Regions from separate parts of the Homo sapiens genome. Here region 2 is linked to region 1. Evidence: read pairs that join two places in POLR2A ChIA-PET (ENCODE). Cell type or tissue: GM12878. All regions are shown on one strand. Each heading gives the region's core, and the rest is flanking DNA. Links, peaks and the distances in the headings are about the cores only. Region 1 overlaps PPTC7 (protein phosphatase targeting COQ7). Region 2 overlaps RAD9B (RAD9 checkpoint clamp component B).

The links. Peaks named below come from ENCODE experiments on the same cell type or tissue, not always from the same donor. Only the 100,000 strongest peaks of a DNase experiment are listed, where the experiment ranks them.
Region 2: POLR2A ChIA-PET joins it to region 1 with 7 read pairs; 16 of 35 experiments call an interaction of 5 or more read pairs at or near these places.

What each region holds. Positions count from the first base shown.
Region 1 is chr12:110,570,876-110,579,593 of GRCh38, forward strand. All of the region lies in intron 1 of PPTC7 (protein phosphatase targeting COQ7), which reads right to left. Among named protein-coding and RNA genes, the nearest start is that of PPTC7, 8.1 kb to the right of the region's middle. RefSeq lists an enhancer at 4,618-4,762 and a cis regulatory region at 4,684-4,697. In GM12878, for the core only: no CTCF peak of the experiment used is centred there; no DNase peak of the experiment used is centred there; H3K4me3 peaks cover 1,851 bases; H3K27ac peaks cover 1,657 bases.
Region 2 is chr12:110,508,658-110,517,375 of GRCh38, forward strand. It overlaps RAD9B (RAD9 checkpoint clamp component B), which reads left to right. Exons shown (of 11, transcript NM_001286535.2): 5 at 4,122-4,221; 6 at 6,393-6,499. Among named protein-coding and RNA genes, the nearest start is that of RAD9B, 11 kb to the left of the region's middle. RefSeq lists a silencer at 6,632-6,875. In GM12878, for the core only: a CTCF peak has its summit at 3,946 (motif pointing right); a DNase peak (open chromatin) is centred at 3,987.

The DNA.
Region 1 (8,718 bases), core at 1,779-6,778:
TGAACGCTGGTTCCCCGGGTCCCCTTCTTTCTTTCTCTATACTTTGTCTCTGTGTATTTTTCTTTTCCAAATCTCTCGTCCCACCTTACGAGAAACACCCACAGGTGTGTAGGGGCAACCCACCCCTACATCTGGCGCCCAACGTGGGGCTTTTCTCTAGGGTGAAGGTACGCTCGAGCGTGGTCATTGAGGACAAGTCGACGAGAGATCCCGAGGACGTCTACAGTCAGCCTTACGGTAAGCTTGTGCACTCGGAAGAAGCTAGGGTGATAATGGGGCAAACTAAAAGTAAAATTAAAAGTAAATATGCCTCTTATCTCAGCTTTATTAAAATTCTTTTAAAAAGAGGGGGAGTTAAAGTATCTACAAAAAATCTAATCAAGCTATTTCAAATAATAGAACAATTTTGCCCATGGTTTCCAGAACAAGGAACTTTAGATCTAAAAGATTGGAAAAGAATTGGTAAGGAACTAAAACAAGCAGGTAGGAAGGGTAATATCATTCCACTTACAGTATGGAATGATTGGGCCATTATTAAAGCAGCTTTAGAACCATTTCAAACAGAAGAAGATAGCATTTCAGTTTCTGATGCCCCTGGAAGCTGTTTAATAGATTGTAATGACAACACAAGGAAAAAATCCCAGATGTAGGGGTGGGTTGCCCCTACAGTATTAATTGACTTCACGAAGTCAAATGATCTATAAATACTCATGTATAGAATTGTACAGTAATTATTGCTGCTCACCTCTAACTGTGCCTAATTTATAAATTAAACTTTATCACAGGTGTGTATGAATGTACAGGAAAAAACATAGCCTATATAGGGTTTCATACTAAAGAGCTTCAGGCATCCACAAAACATACTAACCTTGTTATTCAAAGACCATTGATTGTTTGGTGAATTGTGTATTGTAATAAGAAAAAAATGACAGGATCAAAATGGCCTTTCAAAACCAAGAGAAATGGATTTCTAAGAACAATGCATACATAAGGCATCCTTATTTAGACTTTCTAATTTCATAGAAACACTAATGGTTCCATCACCAATTAGTGGTCAACCTAGAGGCCATAAACAGTTTTCTAGCTCTTATGGAAATAGCTTAAATCTTATTTTCTTGCCCCAAATTGCTATTCAAACATAGCAGATATGAAAACAGAAGCACTTTTTGTTTGCCTCATTCAGCCCAGCCAACCTTTTGCATTTACCTCAAATGACAGCATAGACTAATTTTGGTAAGTCAAAAAACTTGCTAGATAACAGCATCCTTGAAAGATAACAACGTGGCTAGGTGCAGTGGCTCACCTCACACCTGTAATCTCAGAAGTTTAGGAGGCCAAGGTGGGTGGATCACGAGGTCAGGAGTTCAAGAACAGCCTGGCCAACATAGTGAAACCCCATCTCTACTAAAAATACAAAAATTAGCCGGGTGTGGTGGCATGTGCCTGTAGTCCCAGCTACTAGGGAGGCTGAGGGAGAATCGCTTGAACCCGGGAGGTGGAGGCTGCAGTGAGCCAAGACCACGCCATTGCACTCCTGCCTGGGTGACAGAGTGAGACTCCGTCTTAAAAACAAAAAACAAAAAACAAAAAAGATAACAATGTACAGAGTAGTCCAAAAAGAAATAAATTCCCTTTCTCTTCAAAATACTCTGTTAATGAATACGAGAACAGTGCAAACGTGTGTTGGAATTCACCAAGTAAAAATAGTACTGGGCCCTTCAGCAGAAAGCACTCTTTGTAGAAAGTCACTTTCGTAGTCTCTGGCAAAGTTTTTGCAGTCATTTTGTAGTCCTTAGGATTCATACCAACAATTCAATCCATTCTAGAACTTATTCACCTCAAAAACAACTATTTAGGAACCTAGTAAATTTATAAATTCTTAAGTGAGACAGACTCAAGATCAACAATAAGCTTGCTGATGAGAGCAATTTCACCACAGTTGGGAAAGTAATATATAACCTTTCTGGAGGACCTATCGTAATCTTTTTTAAGTTTTTATTTATTTATTTATTTATTTATTTTTGAGACGAGTCTCACTCTGTCACCCAGGCTGGAGTGCAGTGGCATGATCTCAGCTCACCGCAACCTCCGCCTCCCGGGTTCAAGTGATTCTCCTGCCTCAACCACCAGAGTAGCTGGGATTACAGGCGCCCGACACTACGCCCAGCTAATTTTTGTATTTTCAGTAGAGACGGGGTTTCACCATGTTGGCCAGGCTGCTCTCAAACTCCTGACCTCAAGTGATCCACCTACTTTGGCCTCCCAAAGTGTTGGGATTATAGGCGTGAGCCACCACGTCCGGCCCTATGGTCATCTTTATATCAAAGGCCTTGCAAATGCTCATAGGCTTTGACCCAGGAATTCCTCTTCAAGGAATTACCCTGAGGAAATATTCAGATGTAAAGAGATACTCATTCTAGTGTTATTTATAACAGAAAATTGGAAACAACCTAAATAACTACAAATAGAGGACTGGTTTAGTAACTGATGGGCTATACATGCAGGAGAATATGATGCAGTTATGCTTACCAGTATGGAAACATGCACTCCAGCATGCTTCTGGAGTCACACACTATTAAAAACTCCATTTGCACACTGTTGCAACTTTTTAAAAGCTTTACAGAGTAGGATGCATATTAATCCAACATGTATTCTGTTTTTTAATAACATGTATACAATTATATACACAAAGGCTAGAGGGAACCACAATGACTATAGCTTACTATAGCTGAGTTATGATTTATAGGTGTTTTATATGGTACTTTTCTGAAGATGTGTTACTTTTATAAGCACTAAACATCCATTTATTTAAAAGCACTACACAGGCCAGGCACGGTGGCTCACACCTGTAATCCCAGCACTTTGGGAGGCCGAGGCGGGCAGATTACTTGAGATTGGGAGTTCAAGACCAGCCTGACCAACATGGAGAAACCCCGTCTCTACTAAAAATACAAAATTAGTCGGGTGTGGTGGCACATGCCTGTAATCCCAGCTACTCGGGAGGCTGAGGCACGAGAATCGCTTGAACCCGGGAGGCGGAGGTTACGGTGAGCCGAGATTGTGCCATTGCATTCCAGCCTGGGCAACAAGAGCAAAACTCTGTCTCTAAATAAATAAATAAATAAATAAAGGCACTACACAGGCTGGGCACGTGGTTCATGCCTTAAATCCCAGTACTCTGGGAAGCTGAGGTGGGAGGATTGCTGGAGCCCAGGAATTTGAGACCAGCCCAAGCAACACAGAGAGACTCTGTCTCCACAATAATTAAAAAAAAAAAAAAAAAAAAAAAAAAAAAAAAATTAAAAGCATTAGACATGCAAGCAAGAGACCTAGGTTCAAGTCCCAATATAATACTAACTATACCACCCTTACTTGATGTGTCAGTTTTATAGATGAGGAAACAGATTCACATTAAGTGGAGATAAGAGCAGCAGCTTCGTAGTTACAAAGATTAAATAAGGTAAAACATAAAAATGCTTTGCAACTTCTAAGGCACTATATAAAGCACTAGAAGGATGGGAGAATCATGTTTTGTGTCAGATATGAAACAACTGGCTTAGAAAAAAAAAAGAATGAAGCATTTTTACTCCTTAAAGAAAAGCTTCTGTCCTTCCCCATTGCCCAATCCTCAACCCCCAATCCTGTTGGGGATTTTTCCTGTTAGAGATTTTATTCAAAAACATTTAGCATCTCTTTTCTTCTTTAAAAACTTTAAACTAAATTGAAAGAGCTGTGCCAGTTGTCAACTCAAGTTGAAATGAATAATAAGTCGTGTGTTAGCCTAATGCCCTCTGCAATAGGTCAGCTTTTACAAAAAGTCTTGATTTATGATATGCAATTTTGTGAACTGTTAGGAAACAAATTATTTTAGTTCTCAGGGAGACAGAAAACTCCCTATCAGATTATTATTATTATTATTTTGAGACAGAGACTGGCTCTATCATCCAGGCTGGAGTGCAGTGGCACGATCTCGGGTCACTGCAACCTCTGCTTCCCAGGTTCAAGCGATTCTCATGTCTCAGCCTCCCTAGTAGCTAGGATTACAGGCACTCGCCACCATGCCCGGCTTTTTTTTTTTTTTTTTTTAAACTTTTAGTGGAGATGGGGTTTCGTCATATTGGCCAGGCTGGTCTTGAACTTCTGACCTCAAATGATCCACCCGCCTTGGCCTCCCAAAGTTCTGGGATTATAGGTTGTGACCCACCGTGCCCGGCCCCTATCAGGTTTTTAAAATATATGACGACTCCCAAACAAGACAGACTCATAAATTTTATTACTAACAACAAAAATTAGGATCCAGGACATCACTTCTTAAAAAGAGATCAAAAGTTAACAACTAATTTTGAAAGGCAAACTCACATTATTTTTCATAAACTAAAACTTCCAGTTTGAAAAGTCAAATTTCTTTAGAAATAAAATACTGCTAACTTACTTTTGCAAAGCATTTTCCTAAAACTTCTGAACCTAAAGCCCCAGGCAAGACCTCTCTCTAAAAGGCATGGGAACATAAAATGAATTTGACATTTAGCTTGAACTTAACTTTAGCATTTGAGCTACTCAAAGGACATGGTTGTAGGTCACATTCTAACCCGGTGTAGTGCTTCTGGTGTCACACACTAGTACAAACTCCATTTGGATACTGTTGCAACAATTCAGGTTATGTATTGCCCAGTTTCACAAACCAGTGCTAAAGTTCAGGGTACAGCCTCCTCCCATGCAGCAACCCCACCTCAAAAAAAAAAAAAAAAAAAAAAAAAAAAGCTCCACAACAGCTTGCATCTGTAATCTACCTTCTGCTACAATTTAAAACCTCCTTAATAAACAGTTATGCTTCTAAAATTCAATTACTTGCACTACAAAAGGATTCAACCAGAATCCTTTACAGAGACTGTTAACAAATCAAGAGATAAACTGTAAGTTAGGAAAATTTTAAACTAAGCTAGAAAATCTCAAAAGATTTGTGAACAAAGGAAAAGTAGCTCTGAAGCTATAACAAATGAAGAAATGACTTCAAAAATAAAGGTACCTTAATAAGTAACTTATAAAACTGCAACACACCTATATAGCAAAATGAGAAAAATACCAAGGAACAGAAGTTTAAAAAGCAAACAGCAAACCTCCTCTATCCATCAACCCTGTAATCTTATGTATTACAGAATGAAAGACCACTCAGAATAGTCAGAAAGCCACTAGTCAATGGCTTCCTAAACCCTGCTATTTCATTAGTCCTAGATGGCTCTTTTACTAAATCCACTCACACTTCCTTATTAATATTCCACAATTTTCTCTTGGAAGCACACAGCTCATTATGAAATCAGGCATATTTAAAGTACTGATTGATCTCAGAATTTATATATTTGATTGCTGCAATTTTTAAAGTATTTTCCCTTATATAAAATAATTATATGTATATTAATATTATATAGCTACATAAAAAAACAGCTATATTCCTCACAAAGTTAAACAGGGTTACAATATGACCCAGCAATTCTACTCCTAGGTATATATCCCCTCAAATTAAAAACATGTCCATACAAAAGCTTGCACACAAATGTGCACAGCACTATTCACAATAGCCAAAAGTAGAAACAACTCGATGGCCATCAACAGATGAATGGATCAACAAAATGTGGTATATAAATATAATGGAACATTATTCAGTCATAAAAAGGGAGGAAGTACTGACACATGCTCCAACATGGATGAACTCTGAAAACATGCTAAGGGAAAACATGCTAAGGAAAAGGCCACATATTACACGATCCATTTGTATGAAATGTCTCAAACACAAATCCACAGACAGAATCTGCTTTCTGTTGCCAGGGAGATGGGGAGTGACTGCTAATGGATAGGGGGTTTCTTGGGGGGTGATGAAAAACATTCTGGAACTAGATAGTGGCAGTGGCTGTACAACTTTGTGAATGTAAAAACTACTGAACTGTACACTTTAAAAGGATACATGCTATGGAATGTGAATTATACATATCAGTTTTTAAAAATTCACTCAAGGGGCTGGGCACGTGGTTCACGCCTGTAATCCCAGCACTTTGGGAGGCCAAGGCAGGTGGATCACCTGAGGTCAGGAGTTCGAGACTAGCCTGGCCAACATGGTGAAACCCCGTCTCTACTAAAAATATAAAAATTGGCCAGGTGTAATGGTGGGTGCCTGTAATCCCAGCTACTTGGGAGGCTGAGGCAGAAGAACTGTTTGAACCCAGGAGGCAGAGGTTGCAGTGAGCCAAGATCGCGCCACTGCTCTCCAGCCTGGGCACAAGGGCGAGACTCTGTCTCAAAAAAAAAAAAAAAAAAAAAATTCACTCAGGGTCATATTTGCTATCAACAGGTAGATGATGCTGGAATCTGACTTTAAGAAAATTATGGCATGTCCTGCACATGTATCCTGGAATTTAAAAAAAGTAAAATTAAAAAAAAAAAGAAAAAAAAATTATGGTAATATAATGAGAGTGGTGTCCTGACATGGCTTGAAATCTAGCTGAGGAAAATTCCAACAAGGACTTCTTGAAAGACTGAAGTCAGTGGGTGCACACACACACTCTGAAGGTGACTACTTTTTTAAAAGGACAACTCACTTTCAGAATAGAGGTTCTATAAGTACATTAAAATGATCATGACTGTTTGAAAACACCAAATTCTACCTCATCCATTCACTTCCTAAATATAATTTAGATCTTAATTTTGTTCATATGATCTTTACACCTCAAGACAACTACTTTTAAGACTGACATTACTCACAAAAACACTTCAAAATCCTGACCACGATCAAAATCAGATCCAAAGGCTGGGATATGAAATTATTTTAATTTCACTTTTAGGTTTCAAGTTTAAGCTTAAATAAACATCCCACAGTTTCATAATAAATACTTTACAACTCAATATTCAGAGGTCAAAATTTATATGGCACAGACCAGGCTGCCATTTTTAAAATAAGTGGTTTCTCTAAACTGTGGTTTAGCATGCAGAGGAGTTTTTGTTGCACATCAGTTATGAGTCAGAGTGAATAAAGAAGTTATAAACACACACACACACACACCCAGGAAAAGCATTCGAAGCACAAAAGTATCAGGAGACTGACTGGTTTTTAATTCACATATATCATCAAGAAAACTTGACCAGTGGTCTAACGGGGACAGGACTGGGAAAGGGAGTCTCAGATGAGAGACTGAGATAGGTGTCAGCCTCAGTTCCACCAATAACTAGTAGAGTAACCTTGGGGAAGTCATCTGACTCTCTGGAGGCCTGTTTTCTCATCAGTGAGGTGAAAAAAACTAGACTCCAAGGTTTCTAAGTGTTACAATTCTCAACAGTCTTTGATTCTATTGTTAAGTAGCATAAGGCTGTGGGAAGCCCAGGTATTACAACATGCAGTTCTCATATTTTTGTGCACCTAGGAAGCCATGCCACGTAGAGTAATAAGAGAACTCAGAATTAGCCACAGGGAAGAAGGAACAAGAAAAGTGTACACGGCTCCCGCTAGTACTGGTTTACTCCTGTTGGACCTAGTAAAGAGAAAGCACCTTTGACAATTTTCTAGAGAATGATAGGAGTGGTTCCTATGTCTCACCACACCCAACATAGTCAGTTTTTCCGAAACGAAATACAGTGGGGACTATACAAAATGTTGTGAAGCACCAAGCACTATTAGTCACTGCATGACTAATAGGACAGATCAATTTTAAATTAAAGAAACAAAAGAGATTTCTCTTTCTCATATAAAAAGAAAGAAACAGCTTTCATTCCAGTCAAGGAGTCCTAGATGACCACAGTGAATAATCTGTTACACGGATACTCAGTAATAAATATGGTGTCAATTCAAAGAAAATTAATTATCTACAGAACCAAAAGGTTCAAAAGCACTTAAGTTCAACGTAACGTTATTACTCAACATAGCCTTTTAATGTAATTCAGGTTGTAACTCCAACCTCTAGAGTTGACAGCAGTATTAAAGAGTCATTCAAAGTCATCACCTTAGCCAGACACTGTGGCTCACACCTGTAATCCTAGCACTTTGGGAGGCTGAGGCAGGTGGATGACATGAGGTCAGGAGTTCGACACCAGCCTAGGCAACGTGGCGAAACCTCATCTCTACTAAAAAAATACAAACAATTAGCCGGGTGAGGTGGCACATGCCTGTAGTCCCAGCTACTCGGAAGGCTGAGGCACAAGAATCGCTTGAAGCTGGGAGGCAGAGGTTGCAGCGAGCCAAAATCGTGCCACTGCACTCCAGCCTGGGTGGCAGAGCAAGACTCTATCTCAAAAAAAAAAAAAAGTCATCACCTTTTACGGTATCAACTAAATAGAAGTCACCATCATATGAACTGGTTCAGGACAGCCAAGGATCAAATGAGGCCAACTCATGAAGTTATTTCAGGTGGCTTCCAAGACTGCCGTCCGGAAGAGCTCCTCCACAACAGGACAGTCCTGGAGAACCTGTCCTTCACTGCCCCTATCCCCCACCATTTGCATATGTGCATGCTTGATCTTTGTCAAACATGGCTAACAACCACCTTTTGGTCACATCAGCTACCAGTATCTGACTGTGTCTGCTGGCATTCCCTTCAAGGGTACAGAGCTGGGGTTCTTGATCTGATTCCTATGCATGGACCTCCAGGTGGTATCAGAGGAGTCATGGAGTCAGCAAAGTTCCTAAGAGCCCATGCAAAATTTTATCTCTGTGCACAGGGTCCTGATCCTCAGGGG
Region 2 (8,718 bases), core at 2,068-7,067, 62 kb before region 1:
CGTCATGTTGCCCAGGCTGGTCTCAAACTCCTGGGCTCAAGCAATTCTCCTGCCTTGGCCTCCCAGAGTGCTGGGATTACAGGCATGAGCCACCGCCATGGTTTGATCCAGGGTGCAGCTTCTTTTCTTTTCTTTTCTTTTTTTTGAAACAAAGTCTCACTCTGTCACCCAGGATGGAGCAGGATGGAGTGCAGTGGCGTGATCTTGGCTCACTGCAGCCTTGACTTCCCAGACTCAGGTGATCCTCCTACCTCAGCCTCCAGAGTAGCTGGGATCACAGGAGCGTGCCACCATACCTGGCTAATTTTTTTATTTTAATTTTTTTAAGACGGAGTCTGGTTCTGTCGCCCAGGCTGGAGTGCAGTGGTGCGATCTCAGCTCACTGCAAGCTCCGCCTCCTGGGTTCACGCCATTCTCCTGCCTCAGCCTCTCGAGTAGTTGGGACTACAGGCGCCTGCCACCATGCCCGGCTAACTTTTTTTTTGTATTTTTAGTAGAGACGGGGTTTCAACGTCTTAGCCAGGATGATCTCGATCTCCTGACCTCGTGATCTGCCCTCCTTGGCCTTCCAAAGTGCTGGAATTACAGGCATAAGCCACCATGCCCGGCCCTAATTTTTTATATTGTTTGTAGAGATGGGGTTTCACCATGTTGCCCAGGCTGGTCTTGAACTCTTGGGCTCAAGTGATCTGCTTGCCTCAGCCTCCCAAGTGCTGGGATTATAGGAATGAGCAACCACGCCCACCACACCTGGCTAATTTTTTTTTCACACCTGGCTAATTTTTAAAAAAATTTTAATAGATAACAAGGTCTCACTGTGTTTTGGAAGCTGGTCTCAAACTCCTGAGCCAGGCAGTCCTCTTGCCTCAGCCTCCTAATGTGCTGGAATTACAGGTGTGAGCCACCATGCCCAGCCTGGGATGGCAGTCTAAGATGAAGGAGAAGTGTGAAAAAATACCGGTTGAGGGTGTCTAGTGTGTGCTTATAAGAAAAAAGGAAGAAAACAAGTAGCAAGAATAGAGCATTGGGGATGACAAAGAAAAGACACTTCTCAGCTTGCACATCCTCAGCAATACCAATATTCACTTGATTCAAATATTTGTTATACAGGTATAAACACACTTATATATGTATAGGTTATTTCTAAAGAACACCTAAGAAACTGGTAGCAGTAGTTGCTTCTGTGTAGGTTCTAGGGTGGCAGGAGTCAGGGATGGAGGGTGACTCACTCTCACTGTTCTTTTATATCTTTTGCATTTTGTCCCATGTGCATCTATTACCTATTCCACCAAAAGTAACTTGAAAATATTTTTTAAATACGTAAAATATGTCATCTTTTGAGCTTTGTGTCTTCTCAAAACAGCAGTCACAGTGATCCCTTTAAAATAGGTCATATTATGTCACTTCGGTGCTCAAAACTCTCCCAGTAGCTCCCCATTTTACCCAGGGTAAAAGCCAAAGATCTCAGAATGGCCTATAAGGTCCTCCATGATTCAGAAGCCCTGGCATGTTTCCTCCTCAGGGTGTATGCCCTGCTCCCTTGCCTACTGTTTTATTCATTTATTTTCTTGCTATCTATCTCCCCTCTGTAAAATGTTAGCCCTGTGAAGACAGATTTTTGTCTGATTTGTTCTCTGCTAGTTCCAGCTCCTAAAATAGTCCCTTATGTGGTAGATCACAAAAAAAATTGTCACCAATTATCTGCAGCCCCTCCCTTCAATACCTGGAGATGTTTCCTCATTTTGAATTTCACCCGGCCTTAGATTTGCTTTGATACCGGTAGAATGCACCATAAGTGTTATTGTGTGAGTTCCGAGCTGAGTCCTGTCAGCTTCCACTGTTGCCCTAAGAACCTTTCCACCAGCATGAGAACAAGCATGGAATAGCTTTCTGGAGGATTAAAGAATAGGTGAGAGGCCTTAGCCATCTCAGTTGTCCCAGTTGAGGCCCCAGACATGAAAGTGAGGCCATCCTAGCTACCCCACAGGGATATTGTGAGGATCAGAGAGAATGTATGTAATATGTATGCTACAGTTCCTGGCACATAGGTTCATACTCATTATTGCTACCTCTCCTCTTCCTCTAAAAGGACAATAATTCAGCCTCGGCAACATGGAGAAACCTTGTCTCTACCAAAAATACAAAAATTAGCCAGGTGTGGTAGAGTGCGCCTCTAGTCCCAGCTACTGGGGAGGTTGAGATGGGAGGATCACTTGAGCCCAGGAGTTGGAGGTTGCAGTGAGTTGAGATCACACCACAACAGTCTAGCCTTGGCAACAGGTTGAGACCCTGTCAAAAAAAAAAGAAAGAGAGAAAGGAAGAAGGAGGGAAGGAAGAGAGAAGAGGAGAGAAAAGAAAAGAAAAGAATTAACAAACCAGATGTTGAAATCTGTCAAAAGTCCTGTTTAGAAATATCAGTCCTGGATGGAGGGTACTGAAAGAGAGTAATAGAGATATGATCTGTAGTCTGCAATCACTATTTTACACGCAATTTAAGAAACTACCTGTATTTTGGAGATTTCTTAAAAAACTAAAAATAGAAGTACCACATGATCCAGCAATCCCACTACTGAGTCTTTATCCAAAGGAAAAAAAAATATATCAAAGAAATACCTACATCCCTGTGTTTATTGCAGCACCATTTATAATAGCAAAGTTACGGAATCAAGCTAAGTGTCTATTAGTGGACTAATGGATAAAGAAAATGTAGTATATATACACAATGGAATACTATTTGGCCATAAAAATAATGAAATCTTGTCATTTGCAGCAACGTGGATGGAACTAGAGGTCACTATGTTAAGTGAAATAAGCCAGGCATGGAAAGTCAAGTATTGCATGTTCTCACAATGTGGACGCTAAAAAGTTGATCTCATGGAGGTAGAGAGTAGAATGGTAGATACCAGAGGCTGGTAATGGTGTGTGGGTGAGTATGAAGAGAGGTTGGTCAGTAGGTACAAACATACAGTTAGGTAGAAGGAATAAGTTCTAATGTGGGGTAGCAGAGTAGGGTGACTATAAGTTAGCAGCGGTGTATTCTGTGTTTCAACGTAGCTAAAAGAGAGGACTTAAAATGTTCTTAACACATAGAAATGATAAATACTTGAGGTGATGGACACCCCAAATATCCTGGCTTGATAATTACACAGTCTGTGCATGTAACAAAATATCTGTCACATGTACCCCATACATTTTTTCTTTTTTTTTTGAGACAGAGTCTCGCTCTGTTGTCAGGCTGGAGTGCAGTGGCACGATCTCGGCTCACTGCAACCTCCACCTCCTGGGTTCAAGTGATTCTCCTGCCTCAGCCTCCCAAGTAGCTGGGATTACAGGCGCATGCCACCACGCCCGGCTAGTTTTTTATATTTTAGTAGAGACGGAGTTTCACCATGTTGGCCAGGATTGTGTCTATCTCCTGACCTCATGATCCGCCCGCCTCAGCCTCCCAAAGTGCTGGGATTACATGCGTGAGCCACCGTGCCTGGCCTTTTTTTTTTTTTTCTTTTTGAGACAGAGTCTCACTCTGTCACCCAGGCTGGAGTGTACAGTGGCACAATCTTGGCTCATGGCAACCTCTGCTTCCCAGGTTCAAGTGATTCTTGTGCCTCAGCCTCCCAGGTAGCTGGGATTACAGGCATGCACCACCATGCCCGACTGATTTTTGTATTTTTAGTAGAGACAGGGTTATGCCATGTTGACCAGGCTGGTTTTGAACTCCTGGCCTCAAGCGATCCACCTGCCTTGGCCTCCCAAAGTGCTGGGATTACAGGCATGAACCACCGTGCCTGGCCACATGTACCCCATAAATATTTTAAAATACCATGTATCAATAAAAATATATTAACAAAAGAAGAACAAGAAGAAGAAGGAAACTGCTTGTATTTCAAAGGAGTCTGGGAACTCTCCTGCCTGATTGGTCAGAAGGTATGACATATTGCTTGGTGTCCACTAGGGAGCGATAAACACATTTAATTAAGGAATAGTGCTTCTCCAAGGTATATGCACTTGCCAGATAGTAAATGTTACTTTATTACTTTAATTTGGCTGTGAAACTTAAAGACTTCTTTAATTTGTTAGTTTTGTACTTAAAATTATTAAGAGGTGGCTTTATTCTTTTTAAGGTATTAAAAGAACTCATAATATATGTTTTCAAGAAAGTCAGCCTTTGCAAGTTATTTTTGACAAGAATGTTTGTACTAATACGCTAATGATTCAACCAAGGTAATGAGTTCTCTGTTGTCAGTTTTTTTCACCTGAATACAGTATGATCATGGAGTGAAGAATCAATGCCCTAGAGCTTTTCAGTCGGCACATTTTTTTTTTTTTTATATGGAGTCTCGCTGTGTCGCCCAGGCTGGAGTGCAGTGGCGCGATCTTGGCTCATTGCCAGCTCCGCCTCCTGGGTTGACACCAGTCTCCTGCCTCAGCCTCCCGAGTAGCTGGGACTACAGGCGCCCACCGCCACTCCTGGCTAATTTTTTTGTATTTTTAATAGAGACGGGGGGTTTTACCGTGTTAGCCAGGATGGTCTTGATCTCCTGACCTCGTGATCCACCTGCCTTGGCCCCCTAAAGTGCTGGTATTACAGGCGTGAGCCACCACGCCCTGCCATTACATTTTTTTTTTTTAAGCTGAAATTTGACTTGGAGAAATCACCATACAGGGACAAGAGGAAACTTTGTTAAAGATAATAGTGGATAATAACTAATGGTAGCTATAATAATTTAGTGACCCAAGAAAGTTCTAAAAACACCCCATCAGTGGCTTTCTATATCAAGTTGCATTTATATGGTTCTTGTCTGAATCTTAAAACACAGAGCTTGAGGAAATTTTAACATTTTTTATGTGAAATGATTTTGGCCCTAAGTATTAACAGTTTTTTCCTCTAGATAATGAGTAAGGCATATATGTCTTGAAATTTGAAACTTGAAACCTGTTATTTGAAAGTGCATCCAGTTTTCAGTTCAGCTGTAGCATTAAACATTAATGAACATTACTTTGTGAGCCAAATGATATTTTATCCATATTGTTTTTATATTATTATTATTATTATTATTATTATTATTATTATTATTATTATTTTTGAGACAGAGTCTCCCTCTGTTGCTCAGGCTGGAGTGCAGTGATGTGATCTTGGCTCACTGTAACCTCCACCTCCTGGGTTCAAACAATTCTTGTGCCTCAGCTTCCCGAGTAGCTGGGACTACTAGTGCAAGCCACCATGCCTGGCTAATTTTTGTATTTTTTTATAGAGACGGGGTTTCGCCATGTTGCTCAGGCTGATTGAGACAAACTTCTGAGTTCAAGTGATCCATCTGCCTTAGCCTCCCAAAGTACTGGGATTACAGGCGTGAGCTACCACATCTGGTCCCTTCCTTCCTTCCTTCCTTCCTTCCTTCCTTGCTTCCTTCCTTCCTCCCTTCCTTTTTGAATTGCCCATTCATGTTGTCATTTTTTTTGTATCAAATTATTTGGTATCTTGTATAACTGCCCCCGCTTAACACTGGAAAAGTTCCCAAATGAATTTTGTAGGTGTTCCTGACATTTTGATAGCAAGAAACACCGTTAAACCAATGTCTAACATCAGATTAACAACAAGATTACATAAATTCTAAGAATTTTATTTTATCTTAATAATATCTCAATGTCAAAAGGAGTGCAGAATTTATAATACAATAATAAAAAGACAGCCCAGCTGTAAAAAATAAGTAAAGGATTTTAATAGTCATTTCTTCAAAGAAAATATCAGTAAGCACCTGAAAAGATGCCCAACATCATTAGTCATTAGGGAAATGCAAATCAAACAATTTTCAATCTGTGAATTATGTCATATGGGAATTATATCTCAATAAAACTGTTTTTGAAAAAAGGAGCCAGAATAAAAGGGCATTTGGGATGTCAAGAGAACCTTGAAAGCAACAGGTAACAGTCGAGGAAAGGAGCAAAGGGAAAGAATATAGGCAGCAGGCTGCTTAGAAACCTCTGCCCCCACATCTAGGTCTCCAGCATAATTCACCTGAGTTGTTTTTGAACAGCTTCACTTTCCAGTATCTCCCTTTACAGTATGATCTAGGGCATAAGTAACTGGGCATACAAAAACATATAATTAAAGATATTTTATTCTGGAATTTTGTTTGTACTGCAGCGTTCATGTGTTTTACTAAGGATATATTTTGCTATTCTCTTGGCCTTCAAATGAAGTTATAATTTTAAAATATGCTGAAAATATAGCAGCTATGTATAAGAAAGAAGGTAGGAGTTTGGGTAAATTTTTCTAAACCCAGGCCAAGTAATTATTTATTTCCAGATTAGAGATTTGAGTCCCAGTTAATAAGGTATGTCTTTCTGTTTGTTTTTCAAATAATGTTAATACTGTTCTTTACATTTTATAGATTGCTTGCTGATGCCATTGTTCTTTTTACATCAAGTCAAGAGGAAGTTACTCTTGCTGTTACTCCACTGAATTTTTGCCTCAAGAGTTCTAATGAGGAATCAATGGGTAAAGATTGTATCTGAAATGGTGTTTTGATGGGTTATTACTTCCTGTCTCTCGATTACTAACCATACTGCAAATATTAGTGACATAATTTTATTCCTGTCTAAAAAGCAGTAAGATGTAGAAAGGTTGGAAAAAGCTTTAAGAGATCCAACAAGTTTAACACAATCAGCAATTAAAATATTTGGCTTTGAAATTCAGGGTGTTTTAAAACTAGGAGAATGGGGCCAGGTGCTGTGGCTCACGCCTGTAATCCCAGCATTTTGGGAGGCTGAGGCAGGTGGATTACCTGAGGTCGGGAGTTCGAGACCAGCCTGGCCAACATGGCGAAAACCCATCTCTACTAAAAATAAAAAAATTAGCTGGGTGTGGTGGCTCAGGCCTGTAATCCCAGCTACTCAGGAGGCTGAGGCAGGAGAATCGCTTGAACCCGGGAGGTGGAGGTTGCAATGAGCCAAGATTGCACCATTGCACTCCATTGCCTGGGCGACAGAGACTCTGTCTCAAATAAAAGAAAAAAGAAAATTTGCTACGGTCTTTTGGCACAACAAGCTGTTTGAGACTCTTTGACCTTAGATAATATGTTTTTGGTGACAGCAGTAAGGAGAGGATACAAAGGAAAGAACTATTATTTTAAAGTGAAAAACCAGGGCTTAAGTTGGGTCACATGACTTTTGTAGTGTTTGTGCCAGGTTCTGTTCTAAATAGTTTGCATTTATGAAGTCATTTGATCTTCATAACAACTCTAAGATGTATGTAGGTACTATTATTATCCCCATTTTACATATGAAGAAATTGAAAGCACATATAAAGCACATATGAAGCAGTTGGACACTTTGGGAGGCTGAGGCAGAAGGATCACTTGAGGGGAGTTACCAGCCTTGGCAACATAGTGACACCTCATCTTTACAAAACATAAGAAAAATAGCCAGGCATGGTGGTGCACACCTGTAGTGTCAGCTACTTGGTAGGCTAAGGTGGAAGGATTGCTTGAGCCCGTAAGTTTGAGACTGCAGTGAGCCATGATTGTGCCACTGCACTCCAGCCCAGGCAAGACAGCAAGATCTTGTCTCAAAAAAAAAAAAATTGAAGCACAGAGAAACTGTGGCTTGCCTGGTGTCACAAATTGCCTAGTGAAAGGGTCTGTTTTATGTACCATCATGCCATCTCTGAATAAAGATGGCCATTTAGTAGCCAGGAGAAACTGTCCCTTGTGAGTAGCTTTCTAATGAAGTTATAGTTGACTGGCAATCTAGTTGTTTAATCTTATTATTAAACTTCTTCTATGCTAGTATATTAGGAGTGACATGAGCCTTCTTGTTGGAGATGAATGTATATTTAAGACATTGTTTGATCCTTTAAAAAATATATCATTTGGCCGGGTGCGGTGGCTCACGCCTGTAATCCCAGCACTTTGGGAGGCTGAGGCAGGCGGATCATGAGGTCAGAAGATCGAGACCATCCTGGCCAACATGGTGAAACCCCGTCTCTATTAAAATACAAAAAATTAGTGGGGCGTGGTGGTGTGCACCTATAGTCCCAGCTACTTGGGAGGCTGAGACAGGGGATTAATCACTTGAACCTGGGAGGCGGTGGTTGCAGTGAGCCAAGATCACGCCACGGCACTCCAGCCTGGCGACAGAGCAAGACTCTGTCTAAAATAATAATAATAATAAATATGTATATATATATCACTCAATCTTTGTTCTTACTACTTATATAATTGATATTCATTGAAGAAAATTAAAAATACAAAAAAAATTTTTTAAGTCACCTGATATCCCACTATACAGAGATAAGCACTTTTAATAGTTGGGTATATCTCCTTCTATACTTTAGATCTCACAACAGGAGATTGAGTGAAGATAATGAAATACTATGAAACTATTAAAAGTAACATTGGCCAGGTACAATGGCTCACCCCTGTAATCCTAGTGCTTTGGGAGGCTGAGGCAGGATTGCTTGAGGCCAGGAGTTCAGACCAGCCTGGCCAACACAGCAAGATCCCATCTCTACAAAAATAAAAAATTAGCCAGGTATGGTGGCATGCACCTGTAGTCTATGCTGCAGCAGCTGAGGCAAGGGGATCACTTGAGCTCAAGATTTCAAGGTTGCAGGTGAGCTATGATCATGCCACTGTATTACAGCCTGGGCAACAGAGTGAGACCCAGTCTCAAAAAAAATTAATGGGCCGGGCGTGGTGGCTCATGCCTGTAATCCCA